3 separate regions of the Mus musculus genome follow, and all the other regions are linked to region 2. Evidence: chromatin loops called from intact Hi-C (ENCODE). Cell type or tissue: heart. All regions are shown on one strand. Links, peaks and the distances in the headings refer to the core of each region. The heading gives the core; the rest is flanking DNA. Region 1 holds the start of Bcdin3d (BCDIN3 domain containing). Region 2 has its middle 17 kb from the start of Nckap5los. Region 3 holds the start of Gm34765 (a long non-coding RNA gene).

Region 1 (10,484 bases), core at 1,310-9,309, 55 kb before region 2:
GGAGCACACACCAACGCAGCTAGGCTGGCTAGCCGGCAAACTTCAGAGATCTGCTAGTCTGGGATTACAGGCATACACCATTACACCCTGCTTTTTATGTGGGTGTTTGGGATCCGAACTCAGGTCCACGAGCTTACCCAGCAAGCATTTCCTGATTGAACCATTTTTACAGAGTTCGGCCCACTTTTGGTCTTAAGTTTATCTCAACACATCTCTTTCAATTTAACTCTGTTCTCCCATTTTCTTTCTTCCCCCAAACAGATACGGCTTAGTCACTTGCATCTTGTACAGTTTTCATTCAACAAGTATTTACTGAACAACCGTGCGCCAGGATTTATGATAAATATAGGAGGTTCACAGCTGAAAAGTATCAATGTAGCAACTCCATCCTCTGGAATGAAGTCTATAGTTACTATGTCTGTCGGTCCCCTTGTGGCACCTTAAGTGTTCTAGAGCTTCCAGCTACGTTTTCTAAACCAGGCTCAAGTTCCTGTGTCAGTGCATTGTTGTGTGACCCCGTCACAGGCCCCACACACACACATACTCCCCAGACAAGGAATCCCCCTTCCTTACAGCTCACTTTGTGTATCTGAAAAGAAAGAAACTTGGACCAACTTCACTTTCAAGACCCCCACAAACTCCTTGCTTTGGTCAGTGGCCCAAGGTTCAACTCAAGTTGGGCAAGTCCGTTAAGTAAGAGGGGACGATCACGGCCTCCAATAGGATACCGAAAGCCCCGACTAGGCACTGGGGTCTTCTCACCTACCTAAACTCACCTTCTTTCAGACCTCTACCCTAGGCGCATGCGCGCTGGCGCTGCGCTCGCCCCCTCCCTCCGCGGGCTCCAGACTTCCGGTTCCGCCCCAACCGAGGGACAGAGCGTGATGGCCGCAGACGGGACATTGTCAAGAGGGGGCGTTGGAGAGGCTGTGGAGGAAGAGCATCCGGGGGCTCTGGAACCCGGGGCCGCCCCGTTCGGAAATTTCCCTCATTATTCCCGCTTCCACCCTCCCGAGCAAAGGCTCCGCCTTCTGCCCCCGGAGCTTCTTCGGCAGCTCTTCCCTCCCGAGGGTCCCGAGAAGAGGCCGATCCTAGGGCTCGACGTGGGGTGTAACTCCGGGGTGAGTGACGCGGCAGGGATCGGAGCGCCGGGAGCCCAGCGATGGTCAGCCTCCGCGTCCTCCGTGGTGCTGGCCTGGGCGTGGCATCAAAACTCAAAGCCCAGAGTGGGCTTTTAAAGTATAGCCTTGACAGACACGTGCACGTCCCAGCCCTCCCTTTGGGGCCCCACGGCCGAGTGAGGAATTTTGAGCAATCCACAACTCATTCCAAAAATTCCCGCCAGACCGCTGGGGAGGAGGACCGTCTGATCTGGACTTCCGGCGTTTGCCTCCTCTCTTGCTTTGCTGGTCTTCTTGGCTGGGGAACGGGGATCCCCTTCCCTTCCCCCCCCCAAAAAATCTGGGAATCCTGATTCCTAAAAGATAAGAGCCAGGGTGACGTAATCACGGCTGAAACTTAAGGCTGTAGATATACAGTGCAAGACAGACCTGGAGCCAGATCCTTATTTACTTGTGCTAACAGAGTACAACGGTGAACAGTAGAGAGGGATCAAGAAAGAAAATAGATCATCCGGCCAGAGGAGGAAGCCTTAACCACCTTTCCCACCGCAGAGTGTTTTCAGACATGTAATGATTAGAGTCAAACCGCAGCAAAAATAAGGAAATAACAGTCTCGCCTATTTGTAGCTAGTTAGTGGATGTCCCAGTGAAGCGGGCAGTTTTATCCAACATTACAAATGGTTAGGACCCTCCGCCATTCGCTCCACATTCCATCACCAGAGTCCAGGGATAGACCTTTTGCCCACGTGTAATTCTAGCTCTCAGAAGACAAGCATTCCCACAAGTCTGAAGCTAGCCTAGGCTACTAAGACCATGTTTCCAAAAACGACAAAAAAGAGACATTGGTGGGTGGTGAAGACCTTTGAGGGTCTCAGTTGAGGAGAGCTTTTGGTTATAGACTACAGTAACCAGCTGGGTGTGTGTCCCTGTAAACGTGTCACCGTGGTATAGGAAACCAGCAGAAAAACAGAAAAGAAAAACATTTTTAAAAAAAAGATTTTAAAATTGTAAACAGTATATACAGAGCCACAGTAGAAAGGACACGGTTGCAATTGACTAAGGCAGTTGTTCTCAAGTTTACTTTTGAACATTTATTTATTTACGCATTTATCCACTCATTTTTGTTTTACACAAGTTCTCTCTGCCCTCAATATGGAGACCATGCCGGCCTCAAAAACAGAGTCCGATAGGAGGGAAGCAAATCAGGGTAGGAGGAAATTTAGTGGCGTGGTGTGGGTCCTTGTGCCTTCAACTGTGACTTTGAACAAAGTTAGTGTGACTGTGCAGTTTGTTAGACACACAGAATCTCAGCCTACCCCACCCCCACCCCCGTCTACTTAGCCAGCATCTGTATTTTAAGATGACCCCGGAGGTAACTTGTGTATTGTTAAGTTAGAAGGGGTTCTAGGAACTCAGCTCCATTCTTCAGAGCGCTGTTCTTTCAGAGGACCTAAGTTCCATTCCCAGCATCCTTGAGGGCAGCTCACAACCACCTGGAACTCTAATTTCAGCAGAGCAGAAGTCCTCTTCTGGCCCCTCTGGGCATCCGTACACATATTAGCATGTGTAAGCACTAAGACTCATGCATACACATACAAAAGATAATTTTTAAAAATAGTTAGAAAAGCCTGGTTTGAATAAAAGGAACTTTATGTAGCCGAAGTCTTATTATTAGTGTCCATGTGACTTTAGCTAACTAAGTAAATAACCTTGATCCATAATTTTTAAAATGTGGAGTTTAATGTGAATTATTCCATACTTTCATGAAAGTACATAAAACATAAGTCTGTACTGTACAAGTTATAAGGCAAACACCGTTGTGATCACTCTCATCGTCAGCCCCCAAAAACCTTTATATGTCGTTTCCTATTTTAAAAGCCCCTTTCACCCACAGGCAACAGTTAGCCTGTTATTGTCTTGCTTTTGTTTATATAATTCTCATTTTCTTTTTAAATTTATTTTTAAATTTATTTTTTAAATTTATTTTTATTTTTTTAAATCTTACTCATTTTCTAACCCTAAACAATATGGTTTAATTTTCCCACTTTGGGATTTTGTATAAAGGAAAACTTGTCTGACAGTAATACCAGCATTTGGGAGGCTGAAGCTGGGAGATCCCAAACTGTTAAGAGACCAGTCTGGTCTACATAGACTTATTTAAAAAACAAAAACAAAAAACAAAAAAGGAGGAAACTTGCCATCTACTTGATTTTCCTCTTCAGCAGTATGTCTTTGAAAGTTTTTGGTTTTTTTTTTTGTTGTTGTTTTTTGAGACAGAGTTTGTCTGTGTAGTCCTGGAACTCACTCTGTAGACCAGGCTGGCCTCGAACTCAGAAATCCGCCTGCCTCTGCCTCCCAAGTGCTGGGATTAAAGGCGTGTGCCACCACTACTTGGGTGTATCAAGCCAAGCTCCTCAGTTTTATGCTGTTATTGCTAATACCCCGTTGCCATGAATGAATGACTCGTTCACACTTGAACAGCCGAGTGGTTCCCGCCATGTGTGTTCTTCACCCGCGTGAGAAGTTGCAGAGGTGACAGAGACTGCACAAAACCACGTGTTTGAATTAGTTACAGTTAGAGGGAAGAGGTGGTGTCTCGTTTGAGAGTCAGAAGCGTGCTAAGATGGGTGGCCAGATCAGATCATCACACTCCCGGCTAGAAAGACTCACAGAGACTTTTAAGAGTGGTGGCTTCAAAGGCAGAGGCGGTTTCAGGAGGCGGTGCAAGCTCACACGGTAGAGGCAAGGCCGGGTGAGAGCTTCCTAGAGCCCAGACTTTGCCGACTCCGAGAAAACAGGTTTTTACCAGGTACTGCTTTATTCCCCAGCTTCCCGACGAGGGACACCACTCACACTTCCGGAGTACTTTCCTTTGGATATGAGACACCCAGAAAGGGATAATGAATAGAATATGCCAATATATTGTTTAAGCTGGGAAACACTGCCCTGAGCTCTTTGCTGGCCTTTGTCATATCGTTTGGTTTATAACTTTCAACTGTACAACTCAATCTGTTGTCAGGGTCAGGGTCCAGGTAGCCAGGCACGGGTAGGGAAATCAGGAGTTCAGGGCTATCCTCGGCTACATGAGTTTGAGTTGAGCCACTTAAGACTGATTTAAAAAGAAAGGAAGGAAGGAAGGAAGAAAAAGAAAAGGTAAAAACTGAATGTAGGGTACAGGGTGGGTGCATTATAGCTCGCAGCCCCTAGGGGGCGCTAAGAGTCTGCTCATGAAAAAAAATATCCTCTCTAGATTATTATGTTAAGAGCCTCACTTCCGGTACAGGCAGAGGTCAGTGGCGGTCTCAAAGGATGAGAGGTTTCTTTTCCACGCACTGTTAGAGAGCTGCAATGACAAGGCTCTTTTGGATTCCTCTAGGATCTGAGTGTGGCTCTGTACAAACATTTCCTTTCCCCTCGCGATGGGGAGACCTGCTCCGGTGCATCCAGAGAACTCCGCATCCTCTGCTGTGATATAGATCCAGTCCTTGTGGAGAGGGCTGAAAGAGACTGTCCCTTCCCTGAGGCTTTGACCTTTATCACCCTGGACATCATGGATCAAGAGAGCAGGAAGGTTCCCTTGAGTTCTTTCTTGAGCCAGTTTGGGCGTTCCGTTTTTGACATGGTCTTCTGCATGTCAGTAACCATGTGGATTCATCTGAACCACGGGGACCGTGGTCTGTGCGAGTTCCTGGCCCACGTCTCCTCTCTCTGCAGCTACCTCCTCGTGGAGCCACAACCCTGGAAGTGTTACCGGGCAGCTGCAAGGCGCCTGCGCAAGCTGGGACTCCACAGTTTTGATCACTTCCGCTCGCTGGCCATCCGAGGTGACATGGCCAAGCAGATCGTGCGGATCTTGACGCAGGACCACGGGATGGAGTTAGCGTGCTGTTTCGGCAACACCAGTTGGGACCGAAGCCTTCTGCTCTTCAGAGCAAAGCACACCCACGAGACTCAGGCAATCCCCGAATCGTCAACAAAAGAGACACGGACAGATTAAGATTCCGAAGGCCACGGGACACACACCAGTAAAGAGATACCGTGGAGCTTTAACACGGAGAATCGAGTTTGGATCCCAGAGACATCAGGCAGCCTTGAGACCTGGCAGGGGCTTTTGGCAAAGTGTCTGAAGCAAGCGGCTGAAAGGCACAGTCCGTGTTCCCTGTTGTTTGGAATAGCTCCCACGGGAATGAGTTCGCGGGACAGTGAACGAGGCAGCTGGACGGAGAGTATGTTCTTGAGGAGTGAAACTGCTCTTTGGGAAGTTGATTTGTTTCCTGAGAAGCATTAGGGTATCGGGTGTGCTCGGCAGCGAGTCTAACACCAAACCTCATCTCCAGCTCTAAGGGGTTATTTATTAAAAAAAGAAAGAACGAAAAAGGCTGTGTCGTTTCTTTGCTCTCCTTAAAATCTGATCTGGTTTCTTCTGGCATTTTCTGGGGATACAGGACCTGCCTTGAGGTAAAGCCTCACAATGAGATCTTCGTGTATAATGAGGTGCTGGCCTGGCTACAGGAAATGGCCAGTCAAGCAGATATCTAGAGCCAGACAGGCCTTGGCACAGTACTTACAGATACTAGAAGCTGGGCGTAGTGGTGGATGCCTGTAATCTAGGCACTTGGCAGGCAGGGGCAGGAGGATCAGGAGTTTAAGGCCAGCCTGGGCTACATGAGTCCCTGTCTTTAAATAAAATAAAATAGAAAGTAATGACAACAGATATTTATGGCTTGGGTAAAGCTTAATCGCAGAGTATTTACCAAATTCTTGCAAAATTTGATCCCTAGTCTTCTCATCCCCCACAATAAAGTAAAATTTAAATTATGAACCCTGAGGTAGATAGCAATTTGGGTCTGCAGTACAGCTCAGTAATCTCATTTTCCTTCTCTCTTTCCCCCTCCCCCTCTCTGATTTTCAGGGACTAAGGATCAGGCACAGGGCTGGACCCTGCAGACACTCTGCAATCACTCTGCCAGTGGGCTGCATCCCCAGCCTGATTCTATTGTGTTTTCCTTTTTATGATTTTTGGGGACTTTTTGTTTATTTGTTTGTCTTTTAAGACAAGGTATCTATGTAGCCTTGGCTGTCTTAGTTTATATATTTCCTGTGTATTTTGTTTTGCCTGTATGAATATCTATGCTCCATGTGCATGCAGTTCCCAAAGAGACCAGAAGAGGGCATCAGATTCCCTGGGACCGGAGTTAACAGATGGCTGTGAGTCACTACCACGTGGGTTCTTGTACTCCTGATCCTTCAAGAGCAGCCAGTGCTGTTGGCTACTGAGCCATCTCTCCAGCCCGCATGCTGGCCATTTTTAAGTATACAGTCCTATGGCATTAAGTACATTCACAGTGAAGGTCCTGTTTTTAGCAAGCATCTTGATTCTGACACAAGTGGACGAGACAATACTTTTGACAGCTTAGGATTCTGTCTAGCCTCCTGGAGAAAGGCCTTCTATTTCTGATCATTTCATGTATCTACACCCTACTGGCTCCTAAATATACTGGTAGCCCACTCCCAGGGTTCTGGGCCAATATTTTCCTGTTCTGTAATCATAATTCCCTCTGAAGTAGTTATTAGGCATCTTAATGATATATCACCTCACATCCCAAAAGCAAACTAACCCCACTTCCACGCCTAACCTCGGCCCCACTGTGGCATTTATTTATTGCACACCCTAGGAACTTCAGTTGGCATCTTTACACTCCCCATGCTGAAAGAGGCGCAAAGCCCAGCAAATCCTTCAGTAGCGTGTAAATCCCGTTCACAGCGTCCATCTGTCTGTCCGTGTGGCGGTACTTCCTTCTGATCTGTCTCTTGCCTGCCCTCACGCATACTTTTACAACCGAGACAGCGCCCTCCCCTTCCTAAGCCCAGAAGAGCTGAAGGATAAGCAAGAACTTTATGGAAGAATGCATTAACCAAGAACAAGGGTGCTGTTACTTGGTGACGGTGCTCGGTCAACACGGCACAGGCCGAAACCGCGTGCTTAGTTAAGACAGACAGGAGAACCGCAAAAAAAAAATGCAAATCTTACTGAATTACCTTTTTTTTTCCCCCAGGATAAGGAAGTGTTGCCATGTTCAGTTTGAGGGCCACCAAACATTTTAAATCAGGGTTAGGAGACAGTGGGAATGGAAGGATGGGAAAAGAGGCCAGCGTTGGGCGGTCTCAGATTGATTGCAGTGGGAGACAGAGCTAAGTCTCCATGTTCTCTGCACCTTGTGGCTCTGCCCAGCTCTCTTCACCCTTCACCAAGGCTGTGCAGCGGCTATATTTAACACCATGACAGGCTGTATAACTGACTCCCTCATACCATCCCGACAGCAGAAGGGGCTTTGACGATGTAATTAAAGATCCTGAGACAGGGCGGGTAGCTGGGATCTCTTTTAAAAGGGAGGCAGAAGGAGATCTAGCCACAGTAGTTGTAGTAACAGAAGTTTGGATGGTAACGAGGAAGGACTGCAAACTGAGGAATGCAGACAAGGGAACACATCCCTCCTGATTCTCTAGAAGGCACTCAGCACAGATACTGTAATCCTCCGTTTCTGGCTGGGATTGTAAACGTAAGCTACATTGTTTCAAAGCAAGCTAGTGATTTGTTACAGAGAGAAAACAGTACTCATAGGAGCTGCTTACTGCAGGACTGGCTCAAAAGGTCTCAAATGGAGCCAGGTCCAAACAACTGTTTTGGTTTTGGCTTTGTTTCTGTAGCCCTGGCTGTCCTGGAACTGACTTTAGGCCAGACTGGACCCCAACCCACAGAGATCCACTCCACTGCTTCTGCCTCCAGAGCGCTGGGATTAAAAGCATGTGCCACCATGCGCAGATGTCCCAAACAACCCAATGGCAGAAAATGGCCCCAGTGACCAAAGGATATGCAGGGGCTACACCTCCACACGTGCAATTGAGAACAAGTCAACCATGAAAGCCTTCAGGTCTGAGTCCAACCTGTTTGCTAGTGGCGAGCTACTGAATAGTTGGGTAGGAGGAACCATTTGTTGAACTTCATTACAGTCCGTGTGGCTGCCAGAAGAAAATGTGCAATTAGGGGGGGCTGGAGAGATGGCTCAGGGGTTAAGAGCACCGACTGCTCTTCCAAAGGTCCTAAGTTCAAATCCCAGCAACCACATGGTGGCTCACAACCATCTGTAACGAAATTGGATGCCTCTTCTGGAGTGTCTAAGACAGCTATAGTGTACTTACATATAATAAATAAATAATATTTTTAAAAATGTGCAATTAGTGCTCATAAAGATGAGGCCCTGGAACCAAGTAGACAGTGACTGTTCAATCCCCCAGGAGAGCCTCGAAGACCATGACAATGTCATCTTTATGTCAAACCAGCATAACTAAGGCCCCTGCACCAAGTACATTGAACCTTTTTAGGGCTCACGACAGACAGAGAAAATGAGCCTGGATATACTTTAACATTTACAAAATCATGAGCTGGGTGTGACCTCAGCACTTGGGAGGCTGAGTCTGGGGACAGCATGAGCTCCAGGCCAGCCCACACTGTGTCCATCCAGACCCTGTATCCAAAAGCAGATGCCGGCTAACAGGATCACAGAGCTTCAGAAAGGGAAACCCGTCCCCTGCAGCGCACACAGGAAGGAGACTCTCAGGGGATGCGAGGTGAGACGGTACTGAAAGGACGTGGAGTGGTGGGCAAGGGACAGTCCCCGTGAGCCTGGAGGAAGGGACCATGTGGCCAGAGCCCACGGCACAGAACACTCAGGATGCGCTCCTAACGGGCAGGCGTCAGAACAGAAGCAACTGGAAAGTTTGGAGTCCTGTCCACACAAGAAAATACTCAGAAGCCACAGGCAGAAAGCAATGTATCTGACTAAAGAGGGAGAGAACAATTTCATGAGAACCAGCTAAAATTATTTTAAATAACGCCGTTAATCCCAGCACTGGGAGGCAGAGGCAGGTGGATCTGTGTGAGTTCAGGGACAGCCTGTTTTACATAATGAGTTCCAGGACAGCTAGGACTACATAGAGAGACTTGTCTCAAAATGTTTAAAAAAAGGGGAGGAGGGGAGATCCTGAGATCAGTTCCCAGCAACCACATGGTGGCTCACAACCATCTGTGATGCCCTCTTCTGGTGGGTGTATCTGAAGACAACTAGAGTGTACTCATATACATAAAATAATGACGGGAAGGAGGGAGGGAGAAAGAAAGGAGAGAGAACAGAAAGGCAGCTCAACTCTGGGGGTGATGTTTATTTTGAGGCAGGGCCTTGTGACCTTGACCTTATTGGCAACCCTCCTGCTTCCTTCTCCCAGATGCTAAGGTTACAGTGTGAACTGCAAAGCCCGACTGGAAGCCTGCTCAATCTCGTTAATGACGTCACAAATAAAAACCGAGTCCATCTTTGGATTAGAACAGTGCTGACAGGCTTCTAGAGTGTGTTGTTGTCTCTTACCTGATGATAAGGAGGCTGGGGAGACGGCTCAGGGATTTAAGAGCACTGGCTGCCCTTCTGGGGTCCTACGTTCAAGTCCCGGCACAAGCATGGTGGCTCACAACCATCTATACCCAGGGGTTCCAATGTCCTCTTGTGATGTGCAAGACGTATATGCAAGCAAACATCTATTTACATAAAACACATTAAAAATAAATATTAAAAACAAAAACAACACTGCAACAACTAGTGGCCCATATACTTGGGAGGCAAAGGCAGGTAGATTCCTCTGAGCTTGAGTCTAACCTGGTCTACGTAGAGTTCCCAGCCTCCAAGATAAGAATGGTAAGCTGCTGCTGCTGGTCAGGCAGTGGTGGTGCACGCCTTTAATCCCAGCATTTGGGAGGCAGAGGCAGGCAGATCTCTGAGTTTGAGGCCAGCCTGGTCTACAGAGTTAGTTCCAGGACAGCCAGGGCTACACAGAAAAACCATGTCTCGAAAACCAAAAAGGAAAAAGAAAAAAGAAAACTAAAACTTCTACTTTTGGTTGGATGTGGTGCACGCCCATAATCTCAGCACTCGGAAGACTAAGGAGGCTTTCAAATTTGTGGACTGCAGGACAGCCTGGGCTACATAGCCAGAGCCTATGTCAAAGAGGAATGGAAGAGAAAAGGTCCTGTTTGGTTTTTTGTTTTGTTTTGTTTTGTTTTGTTTTGTTTTGTTTTAAGAGTAGACAACTGCAGTGCTCAGGAGGTGGGGCAGTGGCTCCAGGGCTAGCCTGAGCTACACAGTGAGATTCTAGCTCAAAAAACAAACTAGGGCAGACAAGCCAGCTCAGCAAGCCACCAAGCCTAATAGCCCGAGTCTGAGCCCCAGAACTCAAAGAGAACTAACTCCTGAAAGCGCCCTCATAGCCACACATGCTTGATCTGAAACACAATGGCATGTGCAACTCCGTTAC
Region 2 (10,484 bases), core at 1,230-9,229:
ACCATGGTCAGCCATAGCCCACATGACAATCTCCCCCTCCCCCAACTCCTGCCTGATCCCAGTCAGCCATAGCCCACATGACAATGGCCCCCCTCCCCGGACCCAGGGCTCGGTTCCAACTGAAAGAATTTGAGGGCGGGAGCATGTGGGTTTATTGATACTCCAGGGAGCCCGGTTTCTTGGCGCTCAAGGAAAGCTTTGCTGAAAACCTCCTTGATCATGGCTGGGGCAGAACACTTGGTGTCTCGGTTTGCAACAGCTGCTTGTAAAGTTACTGTGACCTCACTCTCCTCAAGAACAATGGGCGAATGTTCATGTAAGACCTCAGCCGGGTTTCCCAAACACAGGAAGTTCAGACTGCCAGACAGCTGCCCTCCCCCAAAAGGCCAAAGCCAAAAGGCGGGAAAGAGGCGGGCTCCGCACACTGGCACCTCTCCTTTTGCAGGAAGCCCCCCGCCCCCACCCCTCCCTCCGCGACACCCACACACACAAAGAAAAAGAAAAAAAAAATAGCCTCTCTAAGGCTGCCAGGGGTTTATTTTATTTCCTTTTTTCTACTTTTCCCCCCCACAAATAGTATGTTTTGTTTCCTTTAAAAAAAAAAGTTTAAAAAAAGAAAACATGCTCTGTAGCAAACCCCAGCTCTAGATCCCCGCCCTTATTCTCTGGGGTAATTCAAGTGTATAAATAAATCTCTTAAAGCCAAAAGTTCACGGTAAGTACTTGTGGGGTCGTCTGTGATTTTAGGGAAGGGGACCAGCTGTTTTTTAAAGATTTATTTATTATTATATCTAAGTACACTGTAGCTGTCTTCAGACACACCAGAAGAGGGAGTCAGATCTCATTAGGATGGTTGTGAGCCACCATGTTGCTGGGGTTTGAACTCAGGACCTTTGGCTCGGAAGAGCAGTCAGTGCTCTTAACCACTGAGCCATCTCTCCAGCCCCGGGGACCAGCTTTTTAAAAACGTTTTAATTATTAAAGACCTACAAATCTGGGTTGATTCACAGCCCTCTGTCCAGTTTCAGGGTACGGTTCTTGCTTGTGGGAACATGAACCCTAGTTTCAAATAGCTGGCACCTACATAAAAGCCAGGCTTGAAGGTGTGTGTCTATAACCTCAGCACTTGGGGGTGGGGGAGGGGGCCAAGCCAGGTGGATATCAGGACTTGATAAGTAGCCAGTTGGGTCAAATGGTAAATCGCAGGTTCAATAATAGATTGTCATAAGAAGAAAGCAAGGCCCAGCGTGCTAGCACTTAGGAGGCAGAGGCAGGCAGATCTATGAGTTCTAGGACAGCCTGGTCTTCAGGGTGAGTTCTAGGACAGCCAGGCCTACACAAAGAAACCCTGTTTCCAAAAAAAAAAACAAAAAACAAAAACAAAAAAGAAAGAAATGGTCTTTTGGAAGCCAGGTGTGAGGTGTTGACACTTTGGCATCAGCATCTGGGAGGCAGGAGGCCAGGCCTTCCTGAGCTGCAGAATGTAGTAGCCTCAGCTACAGAAGACCCTGTTTCAAAAACAGTCAGACCCCTGTACAGACTCAGGGGTAAAAGGCCCTTGCCACCAAGCCTGACTCACTTCTCCAGGCCCACATGGTGGAAGGAGAGAGCAGACAGCCATCGGTTGTCCTCTGACTTCTGTGTGCTACGTACTTGCTCACACATAAATATATTTAATTAAAATAAAATATGTAAGTATATATGTTTTATAAGAATATATGGGGCTGGACAGATGGATGGCTCAGTGGTTAAGAGCATTGCTCTTCCAGAGGTCCTGAGTTCAATTCTCGCAGCAACCACACTGTGGCTCACAACCATCCGTAATGGGGTCTGATGTCCTCTTCTGGTTTGTGAAGACAGTGACAGTGTACTCACATAAAATAAATAATATCTAAATAAAAAATATAATATATATTTATAAGAAATATATAGAAGCCAGGCATAGTGGTGCACACTTTTAATCCCAGCACTTGGGAGGCAGAGGCAGGCAGATTTCTGAGTTCGAGGCCAGCCTGGTCTACAGAGTGAGTTCCAGGGCTGTGGTGGTCTACACCTCTAATCCCTGGTCTACCTCACAAGTTCCAGGACAGTCAGGGCTACACAGTAAGACCCTGTCCAAAAGAGAAAAGAAAGTAATGTGGTCTTAGTATTTTTAAGACTTTAGTTTGGATGCTTATTAGTTTTTTGAGACACAGTCGTGCTATGTAGCTCAGGCCTGACTCAGACTTGCCATTCCCCTGCCTCTGCTTCACCAGTGTGAGGCTCACAGGTGTGTATCACTAAGTTGTGTTTCTGAAGCGATGGCTTGTGTGAATGTTTCCAGTGTGGTATCATCTTGTCACTCTGCCACCTCAGGGGCAGCCATGTTTACAGTTTGCCCAGCAGACACTTTAAGCCTTTGATTTCATCCCTTAAGGGTAGAGGATGTGGGGGGGTCACCACAGATGGAGTTTTGGGGATACTTCCATCCCATCTTCACGGGGCTGGAGCCAGTGGAGGACGGAGGATGGGCGTCTCTGACACCAGACTTCAGAGAAAATGGGTTTTTGTGAGAGAGTATAGCAGGGGCACACACTGGTTTCAGGTCGAGAAAAGGAAAGTTGTAGGCTTAACCCAAGGGAAGCATTGCTGATGGGGGAACTGGGGTGGCGAGTGGAGGGCCAGTGGCGGTGATCTCTGGCTCCAGGGATAATACATAAGAACACTCACCCTTGACAGTGCGCCAGCACTACCTCGGGCGGCCATGTGTGTGGATACTCAGCTAATCCTCTATACAACCTCTTCATGTGGGTGATCCTGTTACCCGGGTCTGATAGGGTAGGGAGAGCCAGAACGTTTAAAACGTTAAAGCCTGTGTATAGATCAGCCGTGATTCAAGCCCAGACACGCCGGCTCCAGAGCACACTCAAAACGACACCAGATAACACTGGGGGGACTGAAGTGAGAGGACGGAGAGTTCCAAGCCAGCCACAACTACAAAGCCAGAGCAAGACCCCGCCCCACCCCACCCCGCCCCACCTACCACCAGGGCCCGAGAGCTGGGTCAGTAGTGCAGACTGAAGAGTCTCTTCCAGGAGACTCAGTAAGTCTGGTACACACGCTGGATGACTCCATCTCTGGGGAATCTGACACCTCTAGCCTCTCTAAGCACCTACACCCACGAGGAGCACACACACACACACACACACACACACACACATATTGGGGTAGTCACTCAGTGGTAGGACGTTTGTTTAGCAACAAAGTCCTGAGTTTGAAAAATGAAGAAGGAAGCCGGGCGTGATGGAACAAGCCTTTAATCCCAGCACTCAGGAGGCAGAGGCAAGCAGATTTCTGAGTTCAAGGCCAGCCTGGTCTACAAAGTGAGTTCCAGGACAGCCAGGGCTACACAGAGAAACCCTGTCTCAGAAAAAAAAAAAAGAAAGAAAGAAGGAAGGAAGGAAGGAAGGAAGGAAAGAAAGAAAGAAAGAAGGAAAGAAAGAAAGAAGGAAAGAAAGAAAGAAAGAAAGAAAGAAAGAAAGAAAGGGAAGGAAAGAAGAAGAAAGAAGGAAAGAAAAAGAGAAGAGAAGAGAAGAGAAGAGAAGAGAAGAGAAGAAAAGAAAAGAAAAGAAAAGAAAAGAAAAGAAAAGAAAAGAAAAGAAAAGAAAAAATGAAGAAGGAGAGGATGGAAGAAAAGAAAGCTTAGGCTGGGCTCCCACCCTACCCACCCCACCCTCATCCATCACCCCAACAAGCAAAGTGCGGGTGAGGAGAGACTGGGTGGTGAGCCAGAAGGATGAGGTGTGTTGTTAGCGGTGGAGTCTTGCCCATCTCATGCCAATGAAATGAGGCAGAGGTAAGAGCTGTCAAGGGGAGCGTGGGGGGTGGGGTGGAGTGGGGGTGGGGTATCTCAAAGTGATATGTGGAGGAGGAGCAACTGTGTGGGCCGAGGGAAAGCAGCTAGAGTCTTAGGGTGGAAGAGCCATCAAGAAATTAAATTTATCTTTTGTTTGTTTTGTTTTGTTTTGTTTTGAAACAGCGTCTCACTATGTAGCTGAGGATAGCCTTGAGTTCATGACAATCTTCCTGTCCCTACTGTGGCCTCTCCATGTCTGAAAGTGTTGGGTTGCCATATCAAGCCTTTCATTCTTTAAGCAAGAAAAAAAAAAAAACCAAACAAACAAACAAAAAAAAACTCCTTTCCCTCCACTTGAGAAAATGTTGCCAGTAGATGGCGCATGGGAGGCAGCTTCACGGTTTGCGGGGCTACACTGCCCTCGTGTGGCTATAAGAAGAAATACAGGGTGTCCTCCACCTCTTGACAGCTTTGGTAAGCCTTGGGTGAAGCCAGAGAATATGAATACCCTGTCCATCCCTGCCAGTTCTCCCCATCAGCCTTGCTTTCCGGGAGACACATTTCCTACTACCAGTTTCAACGTAGACGGGCTGTCAAGGCAGCTGAACTACTCTGAGCAAACTCTCGTGAAGGCATGACATCAGCGGGTGACCAGCCCATATCTGTCCTTCATCCCTGTCGAGTCTACAACAAACATTCACAGGGCACCCAATAGGTGGGAAGCACCGGGCAGCCTGTAGTGGACACTGAATGTGAATGGCGTTGTGGACCAGCGTGTGTATGGGGGGTGGGGGGGGGAGGGGGCTCAAGTGGTGAGATTCTGTCCCTCTGCTTTCCCCTCCCAAGTGCCCTCACTTTCTGGAAACCACAGGACAGAAATGCCTTCGGACGCATCTGAGTTGTTGCGTATGACATGGTTAATTTCCACACTGAAGATGTGCAGATGGTTTATTCAGTCAACAATGGAAGAATAACTGAATTGTTCCCAGTTTGGGGCTAATTAGAACTAAAACTGGAGCTGTGTTCACGAGGTAGAACCCCTGCCTAAAATGCACAAAGCCTGACCTGGGTTCAGTTTCCAACCCTGCATAAAAAAAAAAAAAAAACCGAGATGAGGTGGCAAGTGCCTGTAATTCCAGAACTGGCCAGAAGGGGGCAGGAAGATCAGAAGTTCAAAGTCATCCTTAGCTACATAGTGAGTTTGAGGCTAGCCTGGTCTATATGAGACTTTGTATCAAAATGAAAATAAGGAACTGGAGTGGCTGGAAAGGTTGCTCAGTGGTTAAGAGCACTGACTACTCTTCCAGAGGTCCTGAGTTCAAATCCCAGCAACTACATGGTGACTGGCATCCATCTGTGATGGGATCTGACGCCCTCTTCTGACATGCAGATAAGAGCACTAATATAAGAGAGAGAGAGAGAGAGAGAGAGAGAGAGAGAGAGAGAGAGAGAGAGAGAGAGGAAGAAAAGAAAAGAAAAGAAAAGAAAAGAAAAGAAAAGAGAAGAGAAGAGTTAGAGAGATAACTCAGCAGTTAAAAGAACACACTGCTCTTGCAGAGGACCTGAGTTCAAGGTCTAATTTAAATTTGAGTTTATAAGAAGCTGCCAAATAGTGCTGCAGAGGCTGCACCATCCTCCTGTCACCAGTGAGGGGCATGTTCCTCCACACTTCCAGCAGCACTCAGTGTTATCAATATCTACATATATGTATATATGTACACTTACACACACACATATATATTATACACACATTATATACATGTATTACATATATGTATTTGTGTAATAAATTCATATATATTATATGTATGTTCTATCCATATTTTATGCCTGCTTTAATTTACATCTCCCCAGTGTTTGATGAGCTAATTTACCATGACACCTAGACTGGCCTTGCTCCTAATCTCTGGCCTCCCTCCACCTCCCAAGTGCTGGATTTACAATTCAGGCTAGCATAGACCTTACTGAATAGCTCAGGATGGCCCCAAGCTCCTGGCAGTTCCTCTGAATTACCTGCCTCAATGCTTTGGTTACAGGCATAAGCAACCAGATCTGGCTAAAATTTTGTTTTTAAAATTATTTTAATGTTTTTCAGTGCAAAATTGAAATCAGGGTATTACACAGCCTAGGCAAGGGTTATACCACTGAACTCCATTCCAGACCCTAAAATTAATTTTAATTGACAGATAAATTATATCACAGTATGTGTCTACATTGTAAAACCAAGTCATGGGCTGGTGAGATGGCTCAGTGGGTAAGAGCACCCGACTGCTCTTCCGAAGGTCCGGAGTTCAAATCCCAGCAACCACATGGTGGCTCACAACCACCCGTAATGAGATCTGATGCCCTCTTCTGGAGTGTCTGAAGACAGCTACAGTGTACTTACATATAATAAATAAATAAATCTAAAAAATAAAACAACAAGTCATATCACATAATATACTGGAGGTCAAGCCTTCAGCCTCACCCCGGGCATCTTAGGCAGGTGCTCTGCCACCAAACACATGTCCAATGCCCCCAGCTTTCTTAGTGTCCCACTAAGTGCCTTTACATTTATTTTATTTTATTTTATTTTATTTATTTATTTTGAGACAGAGTTTTTCTGTGTAGCTCTGGTTGTCCTGGAACTCGCTCTGTAGAACATGCTGTTCTTGAACTCACAGAGATCCTCCTGCCTCTGCCTCCTGAGTGCTGGGCTTAAAGGCCTCCACCACCTGGCATATTTTCTTGTTTTTAATTATGTGTATCTGTGTATTTGTGTGTGGGTGGGTGTACATGAGTACAGTGCCCACAGAGACCCGAAGAGGGCGTCAGAGCTATGGGAACTGTATTGTGAGTGCTGGACAGTGATGGTAGAAAGGAGCCCTGGTCTTCTGGAGCAGAAGGAAATGCTAGCGACTGCTGAGCGTGTCGTGTCTCCACAGCACACCGCGGTGTTCCTGGTTTTACTTGTTACATCCTCTGGATGAAGCAGAGCACTAAGAGGTACTGAATGTTCCCGTAAATGGTCCTTAAACTTTAGAACTTCCCGTGATCCAGATTTCTTATTCACAAAACAAAATGACAAACTTTTTTTTTTTCTTCTGAGTATCACAAAAGTTTATTTAGCAAAAGGTTTCATAAGAAGATGTCCATGGGACCTGGTGAGATGGCTCAGTGGGTAAGAGCACCTGACTGCTCTTCCGAAGGTCCAGAGTTCAAATCCCAGCAACCCCATGGTGGCTCACAACCATCCGTAATGAGATCTGACTCCCTCTTCTGGAGTGTCTGAAGACAGCTACAGTGTACTTACATATATTAATAAATAAATCTTAAAAAAAAAAAGATGTCCATGACCCAATTCACAGTCAGACAGGCCCTTTAATTAATTAATTCATTAATTCACAGTCTAGACAGGGAGGGAGGTGGGCATCTCTGCTGAGCAGCCATTGTTTAGACTCTTTCCAAGGCTTCTAAGGTGGTGACGCTGTTTCCTGTGTGATTGCGGTTAGTTCCAATGCTATTCTGTTGCCCAGGAGTTCCTGCCTCCACCCACTCACCAGTCACAGGAATCATAAGGGGAGCGAAGCTCCTTAGCATTCCCTGTACATGTCTGCCACCTTCAATGATAACTTCTCCTCCATAAACTTACTTTCAGGAGGGCGGTGACTTCACTTATGGTGACTCCTCAGCGGGCTCCAGCAACAAACTTATCGCCAGTGTTAACTGCTCTGCCTGGGGGTGCATAATGTTACATTGTTTCTATTAAGATGACACTAGCGCCTGCTACCATCACCTATCTTCAGACAGGTTTTCAAATTAAGGATACATTAATATGGATAATTCCTTCATCCCTCGGTGAGGATATCTCTGTGGAGGGAAATACTTGCCCATGCATGCCCAAAATAAAGTTAGAATAGAAAAGGAAGGCTAAAATGCTGTTTCCCTTTCCGGGTACTTAGAGTGGCTGGTTGCTAGGTTCCTCCAAAGGTGGTCAGTATTTTAAGAGTATAGCAAACGAAATGGGCCTGTGAAATGGCTCAGCACGGCGAAGCTCCTGTCACGTTTAAATTGACAGACATATCAAACATGCGCGTGCACGCGCGCGCGCGCGCACACACACACTAACAAATAAAAACGATCCACATGCACCATGCTGTGGCTGAGGATGTAGTTCTGTTGGTAGAGAGCTCCAGGTTCAAACTGCAGCACCAATAAAGCGGGATGAGAGAGTGGCAAATGCTTGGGAGGTGCGGGCTGGAGCGTCAGAAGATCAAGGCCACCCTAGGCTATTGAGCAAGTAAATCCAGTTCCTAGTGTTTCCAGTGGCCTCTAGTGACATCCATTGATACCGGATACGTAAATGGTGCACACACATACATACATACTGGCAAAATATTCATATACATAAACTAAATGTAAAATGAAGTAAAATAAGACAGGCAGAATGCCGTCATCCCGTTGTGAGCATAGAGCGAGAATGAGGTCGTCCTGTCTCAAAAACCCAAAACAAATGAATAAAAACAAAAAACAATTTTTTTTAGTTGTTTTTTTCCATTATAATTCTTAGTGATCGTTAAATTGTTCCCTGTTGAGCGAGCCTCATTTCCCTAGGTTTGCCTTGGAGTCCTCTTGACTGATACCACTTGTCTTTGATAAAGAGTTCATTATGGTCGGGTAGTGGTGGCGCAAGCCTTTAATCCCAGCACTTGGGAAGCAGAGTCAGGTGGATTTCTGAGTTCGAGGCCAGCCTGGTCTACAAAGTGAGTTCCAGGACAGCCAGAGATATACAGAGAAACCCTGTCTCAACAAAAAACAAAACAAAACAAAAGTTCATTATGGAGCCTAAGCTGGCCCCTACCTCTACTAGGGGGAGGTTGGGGGCGGTGGCGGGGCTGCTGAGCTTGCTTCGGATGGAGCATCCCAGGCTCATTTCCTGCATCTCTTGTCACAGACTTCTCAGCATCAATGCAGACAGGTCTGATTCATTCCAGCCGGAAACAGGGAGTCCGAGAAACACGGCCTTTAGCCTGCCAGTCCTCAGGGTAGAAATTCAAGCCTAACCTTTTTCTGGCTTTTGGATCCCTCAGTTGCCTGCAGGAAAGTCTACTCGTTAGTGCCTCCCACTGGAGGCCTTCGTAAGCGATGGCCTACTTACTAATTATAACCCTAATTCCCATTTCCAGCTGTTCTAAAGCCTGCAAAACCTGTGCTTGCCAGGCTGAGGTGTGTGCGCGCGCGCATGCGCCTTGCTTCATTTCATTTCCTTAGCCGCAGCCTACGTTCCACTGCCTTTCCTTATCTCTTCTGTCTCACGTTGACTCAACCAACCTTCAGGATTCAGCCTTAACTCATCTCAGATGAGCATCCCAGATCCAGCGGGACTGTCTCCCAATGCTATCTCAACCCCAGTGTGTGTGTGTCCGGGGATTCCTCGTCTGCCTCCCAGGAGCTGCCCCCGCCAATTCTACTTTTCCAAGAGGTCTGAGGACGTGAACTGCAGCCTGCTTGCACTGACACACTGAGCCTCCTAAACGTGTAATATTTTCACGCAGCTCTCCTGTGCTATTGGACGACGACTGTCCATAATGAATCACCTTACTAGATCTCCACACTGGGAGAACTGACACCCCTAGTCCAAACACTGCATTAGGATCATCTTTCCAGAGCAGAAGCATCCGTCGCTGCAGCCTGGCTTCCTCCCTCTGGCTCTGGCTGGACAACGCTCCCACTTATTCTCCTCAGGCGAATGTTAACGGAGGTACAGTGAAAAGAGTGTTTGCTCTTGTAGCTCATACTAGTTACAAAGATCTGGGGTGAAGAGATTTTGCTGAAATTGGTGTACCTTTCCCTCTCGCTCAAAGGGCAACATTAATCCCGGGGCAGAAAGGATGACAGTCTCTGCAACTCTCTTCAGCATTGCCTGCACACACCAAGACCAGGGACCCTGGCATCAGTGTCGCCTGGTATGCCACCGGAAGTTAATGGCTGCTTTAGTAAACTCACTGGCCTTCCCTGGTTATTAAGACTACATAAAACAGGGTGATGAGATGTTCACTGGGTAAAGAGACCTAAGTTAGATCCCTGGAACCCATGGAAAAGTGGAGAAGCTGCCGCAGTCCTCTGACTTCCCCCCAGCTTGTGCTGTGGTCCTCACCCTGCACCCACCCCCCACCCCCAAGCAAACTCACATGGTTAAAATGAAGGAAATGGTGTTTAAAAACAAAATAAACCGCCTCACAGGTGCAGTTACAAGTCACTTTGGAGTGTCTGCCATTTGTAAGCAGTCAAATCCAGTGTGCTAGAGATGTGTCTGCAGTAGAGGCCCCAAGTTCAATTCCCAGCATCCACCCAGCAGTTAAAACTGCTCCAGGGACTTCAATTCTGAAAAGGGCTCTCTCACAGCGCATTTTACTGAAGCCAGCTCCAGGGACTCATTCTGTGCCTCCCTCCCACACGAGGATAAATACGCCTTTCCCTAGTTGAGAAAAGCAGCGGTCTTTAGCTGGGATAGCCTGTGGTGGTTTGAACATTCTAACACTTGGCCCTTCCTTGGTGGAGCCGTTTGGGAGGTGTGACCATGGTGGTGAGCTGTGTCATGGAGGTAGGCTTTGAGTTAGACTCTCAGCATTTTCTGTAAGTACCCTCCCTCCTCCATGGCACCCTGGTC
Region 3 (10,484 bases), core at 1,654-9,653, 180 kb before region 2:
TGGGAGAGGAACCCGGGGCAGCTCAGAATAGCTACATTGTTTCCTCCTGTCTGGCCTCCCACCGTGACCATCTGACTCCCTCAGGTGCCCTATCATCTGCCACATGACTGGGCCTCTTTGCACCTACCACGTTGACCCCAAGGGTCTCTCGAATACCTCCTGGAGTTACCCCGTAAAGAAGAGCAGCCCCAGCTGTGGCCCCAGCCAGCTGCGCAGCGATATAGGCCATAGCCCGAGGCAGAGAGATATGGGATCCCACGAGGTAGGCCAGGGTCACAGCAGGGTTGGCGTGGGCCCCGCTGGTCTTCCAGGAGATCTGCACGGCTGTGGCTGTGGCCAGATTGAAGGTGATGGCGATCTGGAGCACAGAGGGAAGCGCCACAGGCCAGGGCAGAACAGAGCCCACACCAAAGAAAACGTACAGCCCCGTGGCCAGGAACTCAGCAAAAAGCGCCTTGCTGATGGCGGTCCAAAGCCCGCCAACCAGAAGGTAAGCCCTGCTACACAGCCCTGGCTCCATGTCTTGTCACCTGCTTGCCTTCAGGTCTGCTGCCTCTTCTCCCTGATTCGTTCTGTTCCCTCAGGTCTCTTGACCCCTCCCCAGCTCTCCTGGCCTCCCTTTCTGTGGCAGCTTCCCCAGCCAGCTAAGGTGCCCCCAGCACACTGCTGGCCTTAGAAACAAGCTGCTCAGATTCATGGGGAGCCAGCTGATGGCATTGTGCGTGTCTGGGGGTGGGAGGTTCAGAGTGCTCACGTGTCTGTTCCAGCTCGGGGCTCACCTGACAGGAGGGGGCCAGGCCAGTAAGGAGGAACACTGGGCACTGAGCTGGAACCTCCCGGGACTGGCTGCCAAAAGAAGTCTAGCCTGGGACTTGGGGACTTGGGGAGTGGAAGTCAGATCCCTAATGTCAGCTTAGAGACCAGCAAGATCATGGAGAAACCCACATCCAAGGCCTGCTGCAGGGGTGCCTGTGTGCTAATTGCCTAGTCTCTTCTTCTTAAATGGTGGGGTGTATTCTGTGCCCCATAAGCCCAGGTGCGAAATTAAGTTCTTTCCACCATTCCCCCGTAAAACATGGCATCCAGGTCTCAGGCACGGGCAATCAACTTGATTGAGGATGTGGTCCTGGTGGTGTGGAAAGGAGCTGGGGTTCACCACACGGATGCTCAAACCATGATAGCTGCTGCATGTGGCCCGAACAGTTCTGCTGTCCGCCGGTGGGGGATCCCCTGTGCTTTTTCCCTCACTTCCTGCCTCTCTGCCTCCCTTCGGGACCTTGTTCTCAGAGCCCCCCACCCCCATGATTTATTACATCAGATGGGTTATCTACTTATATAGCTATGTCATCCTAAAGTGTCACCGTGCCTCTTCCCCAGTAGCATCAGATTTCTCAAACAGAGGTGTTCCCTCTGTGGAGCTGCCCAAGCAATACCTGCATCCTGCCCTAACCCTGGCTGCACCTGGTTAACTGCAGGCTCCTCAAACAGAGTCTGTCCCCAAATGCCACCCTCCCTGTCTCCCACACTTCTCTCCAGCGCAGTTGGTGGCACCCAAGAAGTGTCTTTGACCCCTTTCCAGAGGAAGGCATCGAACTCTGCTAGTTTTGAATCCCGAGTGGTCCCGGCTGGGCTCTCCTCCTCACCGTGCAGCCTTTAGCCGGTCCGCCCTCACTTTGCCCTCCTCAGTCCTCCACACTGCGGTCTGAATGATGCTTTGTTTTGTTTTGTTTTTTAAAGCAGTGCTCAGCCGGCTGCTGTCCTGCTGCAGTCTCTGCCACCCTCTTTGGAGGTCTAAGCCAGAATGACAAGGTCCTGTGGGGCCCCATTCCTCCTGCCTCCCTCGTCCTTCTTCCTTTGTCCCCTGGCATCCTGGGATGAACATCCTGCCATCTCCACCCCCACCCCCACCCCTTCATGGAGAGCCTTCTGTACTCTTCGCCTGAACCTCTTAACCCATCCTGGAGGACAGCTTCCAGCGCCACCTGCTCTGTCCTAAGGCCATCTCTGTGTGTTGCCGCCATACCTAAAGCCTTTCCATGTACAAGTCAGCACACTCCTGCCACGGTGTTACTATGTCTCCCAAACAAGGTGATCAGCCCTCAGGGGGAGGAATCACATTTTGTTCTATATATAGTGTCCTGCACAGAGACTGCCTACGAGAGAGACCCAGTAATGAGAGCAGGTGACTGTGTGGTTGGTTTCAATCTCATTCCGCTATTTCTACGGCTGCCCTCCTGCCCCCTCGTAGGACCAAACCCTCTGACATCTTCAAGGGAAAGCTCCAATTCTGGACCACGGGCTCTACTGTACCCTCCCCATCGCAGTCACAGTCAGACCCCTCCCTCTCCCAGTCTGTCCTGGATTTCCCTTGCTCTCCTCAGAGGAACCCTTGGTTTCTTACTGGGCACAGCATGCTCTTGCCAGTGCCCTACTGCCCCTCCCCTTCCCCTCTGCTGCCCATTATCATTCTCATCCACACCTCTCTGCCCCCGGACTGTGTTGCCAGGCCCAGCTGGTGGGACTGGAGGCCGCACAGGCTCAGCTGTAACGGGAGGTCTCTGTCGTCTCATCTGCGAGTGTCATTCCCGCCTCCCCCAGCCTCCTACTGATATAACGCTGGATGCTCAGGATTGGTGGAGACCTCAGCTTAGAGTCAGTTCCAGGCTCATTTATGCTGGACAATAAATACACCCTTGACCCCTAGGCTGAATCTGCTGGGGACAGGCACGCACCAGGCTTCCCCCCCACTCCGGCCTCAGGAGACCAAGCTCTGCTCGTTAATCTTCCCACAGTTCTGCTGGCCCTAGGTCCTTCTCTTCCTTTTTTGTTTGTTTGCTTGTTCTTTTTGGTTTGATTTTGTTTCTGTTTGTTTGTTTGTTTGTTTGTTTGTTTTTTTTTTGAGACAGGGTTTCTCTGTGTAGCCCTGGCTGTCCTGTTACTCACTCTGTACACCAGGCTGGCCTCAAACTCAGAGATCTGCCTGCCTCTGCCTCCCGAGTGCTGGGACTAATGATTGTGCCGCCACCATACTCCCATCCTTTTTTTAAAAAAAATTATTTTATTTTATTTTTTTAAAGATTTTATTTATTTTTATGTATATGAGTACACTGTCGCTGTCTTCAGACACACCGGAAGAGGGCACCAGATTCCATTTCACATGGTTGTGAGCCACCTTGTGGATGCTGGGAATTGAACTCAGGACCTCTGGAAGAGCAGTCAGTGCTCTGAACTGCTGTGCCATCTCTCCAGCCCCCTTTCCCATTCTTAAAAACTATTACTATTATTTACATTTTCATTTTATTGTGTGTCTATGAGTATGTGCACATCTAATTTCAGAGGTCATTTCAGGAGTCAGTTGTTTCCTTCTACCATGTGGGTCCTAGGGATTGAACCCAGGTCGTCTGTCTGTCAGGCTTGACACAGGTGTCTCTCTCCCTGAGCCATCCCTCTGCCTGTTTCCCCCATCCCTCAGACTTCCACACTCCTCCCAAACTCCTTGCTCCCTCTGAGTTCCCCTCATCGTACTCAGAAAGCCAAGCCTTCTCCCATCTGACAGCTCAACCATGGCCCATACCCTACCCAGCTGCCCATGGTGCTAAACAGAGGTGACCTTTCTCTTATGTCAGAGATCCTTCCAAAATGCCACACTGGTCATGTGACCCCACTGCCCACCAAAGCTTCAGGGGCTCCCCATTACCTCAGGTTCAAGTCTGAACGTCTATGTCCAACCTGCCAGGAGAGACTACTTCCTCCTGCCCACCCCCCATCTCCACCCTGACCTCTTTACTACAGAGGGCCAAACACTCACAGTGTCTCTAAATGAGCTTTTGAGTCTCCTCCACACAGGAGAGGGCATTTCTCCTGCCTCTCTCCTTCAGTCCAGTTCTCCTGTGAAGCCTTGTGCTCCTTCCCAGCAGAATCAGAGCTACATAGAGAAAGCAGGCTTGAGCCGCAGATGAGGGCATCCGAGGGGCCTGCTTCTCTGCCTTCTCCTGGGTTGAGCCCAATAAAAGGAAGGGCGTTTACCACAGCCCCCTAGCCTGGCTTGGGGCATGTTCCAACAGCATGGTTCCTGTGTGGAAAGCTTTGGGTAAGACAAATGGGAGCTTGTGTACTGCGCCCCTCACCTACTGCTTGGCCTCTGTGATCTCAGCACCTTGCTGGTAAAACAGGTATTGTTTTGTGCCCATGTGTTGGGAGAAGCAGCTGCAGACACCTGGTAAGTGCCTTTAGTCAGAACCGCTATCAGGTTCGCCTCCAGGGCACAGCAGTGAAGATTAGCGGGAAGGGGAAGGGTCTTGACCTCCGTGGCAGGTCAGGGCCAAGTGCTCCCTGCAGCAGCCTTGCTCTGGTTTCTGAGGCAAAAGGCTCCTAGTGCAGAAATGGCTTCTTTCAAGACCACATAGGACACAGCCTCCTTGGATCCTGCTTAGCCTGGGACAAGGTCTTTTACCCACTAAGGGCAGGCAGTCATTGTCCAGTTCCTGTTTTTCCAGCCCCAACCAGCATTTTCCTGGACCCAGACGTTCCTGACTCTAGTGCCAAGCTTAGAGCTCAGAAGCCTTTTGTCCCAGCCCCACACCTGGCTGCTCCGATGGATGTCCCCTCCGATGGATGGAGCCTTCTCAGCCCTAGGGAGGTGAGGCCAGCAAGAGAGAACAAAGGGAAGAGAGGAGCTCAGAGTTACTCCCCCCCCCCCCACTCTCACCAAACACTGGTAGGCTGCAAGGTCAGGTCGGATAGATGCTCTTGTTGACCAGGGAGGGGGCTGAGCTGAGATCCGATCCTCCCTCAAATCCTTTCTCCAGCCCAACCATCTAACCAGTTCCCTTCTGCCCACCCTGCCCACGTTTAGTTCTCACCCTCTTCCATCTATCCCAGCGCCTTGTCTGTCCAGCCCTGATGGAAACTGGCAGCTTCGGAGGGAGGCATAGATTGCGGAGGAGGGACTGCCTTCAAATGGAGAATGTGAGTTCTTCCTACACTCTATCTTCAGGCGGAAAAGTGTCTCAGAGAGCTGGCAGAGCATGTGTGACTGGGTATGGCTTCATACAGGTGTGCTGGAGAACACATGTGGCCTGGCCTGGCTCTTTGAGGGTGAGTGGTGGCCAAAGGGGCGGGGGCGGGGTGGGGGGGTGGGGCGCCACTAGGACACACCTGGAATGAGCATGCCCTTGCTGAGAGAAGAGGAACACACAGGGAAGATATAACCTCCCCAAGCACAGTTGACAGCCAGTGCCACAGCTTGGAGCCCCAGAGGCATTCAGGATTAGTGTGTGTGCTGGCATAGGTCTTTGTCAGTCCAGGAACCATTACATGCAGGTGCGCAGTGCCCCCTGCTGGCCAAACAGCCCAATCACTGCAACCTACCAGCCCTAAGCCCTGGTTGTATCCTCACCCAACAGCAAGGAAAATGTCACCTGCAGGAAGCTGCAGACCTGTTGGTAACTCCCTCTGGCTAGATGCCCCACCCCTGCTGAGGATCAGTCTCTCGTAGGCTCCCTGTGCACCCTGTCACACACCCCTTGGGGGTCCATTAGAGTGGGGTATGCAAATCAGAGCTGTCTGAAAGGAGGAGTGAAGCTTTGTTCTCTTCTAAGCCTTCTCCTGGGTAGTGAAGTGAGTGGGCTAGTGAGAAGCTGCTCCCTGGTGGCCTCGGGAACCTAAGCCCGAGACACCCTTGTAATCTTGAAGAACCCCATCCTTGCCTGGCCAGAGCCCAGTCCCAGAAAAAGCTTCAGTATGGATTTGGTGGACGAGTCTGCCCCCTGCTGGCTGGAACTGGCGCTTGCAGCCAGCAGGGCAAGTTCCTTCTCCACCCCCATCTCGTTGCTTGATTTTCCAATGAAGCCAGTGGGGCAGGTAGGCTTGGATCTAGTGTTCCTCTGCCTTTCCACCCCGGGATGTTTTGAAGGAGGGCTGAGTGGTTCAGCCTCCCAACCTGGGTCTGCAGTTTCTTCCCACTCTTGTTCCCTCCTACTCTTCTGAGGCAAAGCTGAGGAGCGAGGGAGAGGATTTGCCGAGGAGCAGCGGACTCAGGCAGTGTCTGGAGAGCAGACCTGCTCACCCGTCTCTCAGAGGTGCTGTCCTTACTAGTGTCTAACCCTCCATTCACTGCTTCATTTTCTCCTCAAGGCAACCCATGTGGCAGATAAATACCAACATAAGGGTCCATCATTCCAGTTGCAGCAAGGTTGGTCAGTGGTGGCTCAGCCTTTAGTCCCAGCACTTGAGGGGCAGAAGCAGGCAGATCTCTGAGTTTAAGGCCAGCCTGGTCAACAAAGCAAGTTCCAGGACAGGACTACACAGAGAACCCTTGTCTTTCAAAACAAGCAAACAAAAAAGACTTGGATGCCAGCGGCTAGTTTCCGCTCTGGGCTCCTTAACCAGGACTCTGGGAACTGCGCGGTCTTGTGTCCTTACCCTGTTTCTCACAGCGAGGCAGTCAAAACCAAGCACCTCAGCCTTACCTCATCTGGTTCCCACTCCTCCCGGAGAAGCAGGCAAGAACAGGACAGGAGGGGAGGAGGGTGTGATGGACCACTCCCTACCCCCAAAGGGCAAAAGTGACCTGGGAAGGAGCTGGGTAATGTTGTGAATGTCTGAACATCCTCCCCCCACCCCCGCCCCCTGCACACTGCCTCTTGGCAACACCAGGAGACCCAGAAAAGGAAGCTCCGGGTGAGGACTCTTGGGAAGCTCTGGCCAGTCATCCCTTAGGAATCCCAAGGAGCTGTGGCTGGCTCACTTCTCCACTCCGCCTGGCACACTCAGGTGCTCCTCAAGTGGCGGACTTGACATAGCTGAAGGGATGGTTGGGAGGGACGCGTGACTCTGACGTGGACCCTATTCCTAGCCCTTGGCCCTCTCCGGGTCTCTTGTGCTGTTTCTGTATCCTTCGGTCTCTACATTTGATCTCTCCTCCTGCCAGCTCTCCGGTCCTCTCAGCCTTCCTGAGCTTCAGCTTTTCTTCCTTTTCTGAGGTCTTGTCTCCTGGTTTTCTTGGTAGTCTCAAGTGAGCATGAGTGAGGGTGTGACATCGCAAGTGGGAGATGTGACTGGCCACTGTCCCAAGAGGCTTTTGGAGGGAGATGAAGGCACAATATGAAGATTGGTGGTTTATTGGGAAACGCCCAACCCGAATACCAGCAGCGTCCCCCCCATCCTCCGCCCCATCTTAACCAGAAATAAATAAGATGGCACTCGACGAACCATCTATCTCTCTCCTGAAGAGCTCTCAGGCAATGTCCCCTCTGTCTACCTGGGGGAAGGCTTTGGCACATGAGATACTGGGTTGGAGAGATAAACAGGGCTATCACCCCTTTCTGGGATGGTCCTGAACTGCTGTGAGCTTGGCACTGCCTTCACAATCTCTGAGGTCTGAGCTGTGGCAGTCGTTCTGCCTAATTCCAAAGAGGCCCTGTCCCTGGCCCACACCCAAGTGTCCCATCATGGGCTTCTGCTCCCATCCCATCCCCGTGTGCGGCATGGGGATCCAATGCTGCCTCTCCAGCTGAGAGGATGCTAGGGAGAGGTGCTCCAAACTCTTCGTCTTCCTTTTCTCCAGTGGTCCAGGGGCTGAGGGACTGGCCCCTGCCCGGTGCCGGTCAGTGTGCCGTCAGCTCGATGGTCTTCTTCCGCTCCTCTCTATGATCTTCCCAGTCCTCCTCTGGCTCATATGTGCCTTTGACCACAGCCACACGGTCGTGGAGGCTCAGCGAGGAGGGGAAAAGCAAGTAGAAGTAGAGGATTGCAGCCAGGACGGCCCCCACGATCGGTCCTACCCAGAAGACCTGTGAAGACAGAGTTAGATCAGAGGAGGAGCCTCAGGGCTCAGGGACCATGATCTTCCCCACCAGAGCACAGACCCCATGGACCCTGAAAGGAAATGGACGCATAGATCTCCAGGCCTCCAGAAGGAACGGTGTCTTTCATCTCCGGGGCTGATTACTGTGAACCAGTCCTTACTGACAAGGTCATGGACCACAGACCCTCTAAGGAGGCAGGCAGAGCCCAGGAGAGACAGGATTCCCAATCCCACCCCAAAGAGAGGCAAGTGAGTTTTCTAAGGAGACAGACAGAGCCTCCAAAACATGTGTCTTCCAAAATGCAGGGCCCAGCAAGGCTCTACCATCCTTTTTGGAGCTTCAAGCTTGGCTAGCACATGGAGACACTGTCCAGGGGTACAGTCCCAGAAGAACAAGCCCCAATATCTCCATAGGGACAAATAAATACAGCATCAGAGGACAGATACACAGAGGGGCAGACAAAGTCCTCAGATTAACACAGACCCCCTGATGTAGCTTCAAGCTTGGCTAACACATGGAGACGCTGTCAAGGGGTACAGTCCCAGAAGAACAAGCCCCAATATCTTCATAGGGACAAATAAATACAGCATCAGAGGACAGATACACAGAGGGGCAGACAAAGTCCTCAGATTAACACAGACCCCACCCCCACTCCCATGTACTTCTAAAGACATTCTCTGTCCAACCCCCAAGATCTGGTCCGACAACACCCAGAATGTCCAGTCAATTCTGGATTTTCAGTTCAGTACGCTGCCGTGTTTTCAGGAGCCGGGGGAAGGCCCGCACTCACCCAGTGAGAGGGGCTGAACCGATTCATGACCACCGCAGGGCCGAAAGATCGGGCTGGGTTCATGGAACAGCCGGTGAAGTAGATCTGGGTAGATAGGGGGGTCACGGTGAGGAGGGTGCCATCCCTTCCACTCCCACAGAATTCTGACTCTCTCTCAGGGTCACACAGTGTGGGAACCAGCCACACCTCAAATCCAGGTTTCTCAGTCCCTAGGATGCTGACTGCCCACGCAGCCCAGCTGCCCACCAAACCACATTTCTTAAGCACCTGCTCTGGCTTGAGTCTCTGTGCTCGCCCTCCCTTCCACTTACTCAGCTTCTCAGTCCATGGAGGGTCTTGGGGGGGGATGGGCAACATCAAACCTAGAGTCCAGTAAGGCTACAGCTTAGATACCCAAGACCAGATCTTAAACTCTATCGGGTCTTATCTATCTGGAGGAGCTGGCATTCTGGGGTTCCACTGTTCATCTCCATGACACCCCGGTTTGTGCCAGCACTACTCACCCCCACAAGATGGCCCAGTGTGACCGACAAGCCAATGGATAAGGCTGGGGAGCCCACCGGGCTGGTGCGGCGGGAGTCCGTGGAGGAGAAGATGCAGAGGGCCAGCTGGAAAGTCAAGATTAACTCCACCACCACGGCCTTGCCTGGTGTTGTGTTGTTGCTGAGCTGCAAGGAAGAGCTGGGTTAGGACCCTGCTAGCAGCCTTCAGGCTCGGTGACAGGCTAGACAAGTAAGGTTCTGGTCTTCAAGGACACCTAGAGCCTGAGCTCTTGGAAGTCAAGTCCCCTGCATGATCCAGACAGGCGATTTGTTGGAGAAACTGCACTTCAGTGTGCGCAAGCTTGAAGCTCAGGCCTGTAGCCAGAGGGTAGGGTGTCAGCAAGTTTTCCTGGGTGCCATCGTGTCAACGGCTCTGCCCAATCCCCAGCCCCCATGAGCTGGCATTTACCCTCCCTCCTGTGGGCAGCTGCCCAGTTTGCCTACTGCAAACAGCCCCTGGCCTCCTATCCATGCCTGACCCGCTGCCGGTGCCAACTTCAAACCCGTCTCTCCAGTGTGTCTGACTCACAGCTTGACAATGGCCGAGAAAATCCTCCTCTGTGTTTGATTAATGAGCCCAGTTCACATGGGACAGGGGGCTGAATCTAGGGCTGCAAAGATGGAGAGACAGCAGGGGGGCAGGAGCAGGGGTTACAAAAGGGGGAGCCAGCACTGGGGGTGCATCACATCATGGCTTCTAAGTGTAATCCCCAGGGCACTGGCTGTGCTCTGATCACCTCCATGTCATGGGTAGTAAACTGGAAGCCCAGGGAGATCACGGTTGCTCCAGACCTCCATCCATCACTATCCATGGCTCCTTGGTGGGTCCCTTAAAACTACACCACCAAGGGGGGTCACAAGAAAGAAGTCACAGGTGAGATTAGAGATGGAAGGGATGTTTTGGCGGCCCTGGGGAGTTAGGCCAGGGAATGCAGCATAGGAGAGGGAGGGGTAGATGAGGGAGAATGTGAAGAGAAGCCAGGACCCGGGAGCACTGAGGTTGGCCAGGAGGTTGGTCAGCCTGCTCTTACTGGCTAAGTTATGCCCTGGTGTTTTGGTTGTACCCATTCTCAAGATGGAGGAGCATGGAAGGTCTGGTCTGAAATGTCCCCAGGGTCCCTGCCCATCCCTCCACAGTCTGGTGGACACTCACCGCATTGACGGCCAGGTTACCCCGGGCATTGCCTGGCGCCAACCAGTACAGGATGCCTGCTCCAGCAATGGCACCCACCAGCTGGGCTGCCACGTAGAAGATGGCTCGGAGCAGAGAGATCTGGTTGCCTATTAAGAGGGCCAGAGTAATGGCCGGATTGATGTGGCCACCACTCACAGGTCCCAGGGCTT

The links. Peaks named below come from ENCODE experiments on the same cell type or tissue, not always from the same donor. Only the 100,000 strongest peaks of a DNase experiment are listed, where the experiment ranks them.
Region 1: it touches region 2 in a loop (8-fold over the local background); 33 of 42 quality-filtered maps call a loop at or near these places.
Region 3: it touches region 2 in a loop (1.8-fold over the local background); 2 of 42 quality-filtered maps call a loop at or near these places.

Annotation. Positions count from the first base shown.
Region 1 is chr15:99,465,093-99,475,576 of GRCm38, reverse strand. It overlaps Bcdin3d (BCDIN3 domain containing), which reads left to right and starts at 847. Exons shown (of 2, transcript NM_029236.2): 1 at 847-1,121; 2 at 4,498-5,493. The coding sequence starts at 885. The coding sequence ends at 5,118. In heart, for the core only: CTCF peaks have their summits at 4,332 (motif pointing right) and 6,277 (motif pointing right); DNase peaks (open chromatin) are centred at 4,306, 4,916, 5,266, 6,336 and 2 weaker places; H3K4me3 peaks cover 1,153 bases; H3K27ac peaks cover 2,378 bases.
Region 2 is chr15:99,410,482-99,420,965 of GRCm38, reverse strand. No RefSeq gene overlaps it. Among named protein-coding and RNA genes, the nearest start is that of Nckap5los, 17 kb to the left of the region's middle. RefSeq lists an enhancer at 1-1,012. In heart, for the core only: CTCF peaks have their summits at 4,231, 4,984 (motif pointing right) and 8,943; DNase peaks (open chromatin) are centred at 3,845 and 4,495; H3K4me3 peaks cover 430 bases; H3K27ac peaks cover 1,908 bases.
Region 3 is chr15:99,591,444-99,601,927 of GRCm38, reverse strand. Aqp5 (aquaporin 5) reads right to left here. Exons shown (of 4, transcript NM_009701.4): 1 at 10,294-10,484; 2 at 9,102-9,266; 3 at 8,599-8,682; 4 at 7,099-7,793. The coding sequence ends at 7,608. It overlaps Gm34765 (a long non-coding RNA gene), which reads left to right and starts at 386. Exons shown (of 5, transcript XR_875660.2): 1 at 386-490; 2 at 4,497-4,639; 3 at 4,882-4,968. Aqp6 (aquaporin 6) reads right to left here and starts at 728. Exons shown (of 5, transcript NM_175087.5): 1 at 128-728. The coding sequence starts at 520. In heart, for the core only: CTCF peaks have their summits at 5,337 (motif pointing left), 5,583 and 5,782 (motif pointing left); DNase peaks (open chromatin) are centred at 5,417 and 5,757; H3K27me3 peaks cover 6,187 bases.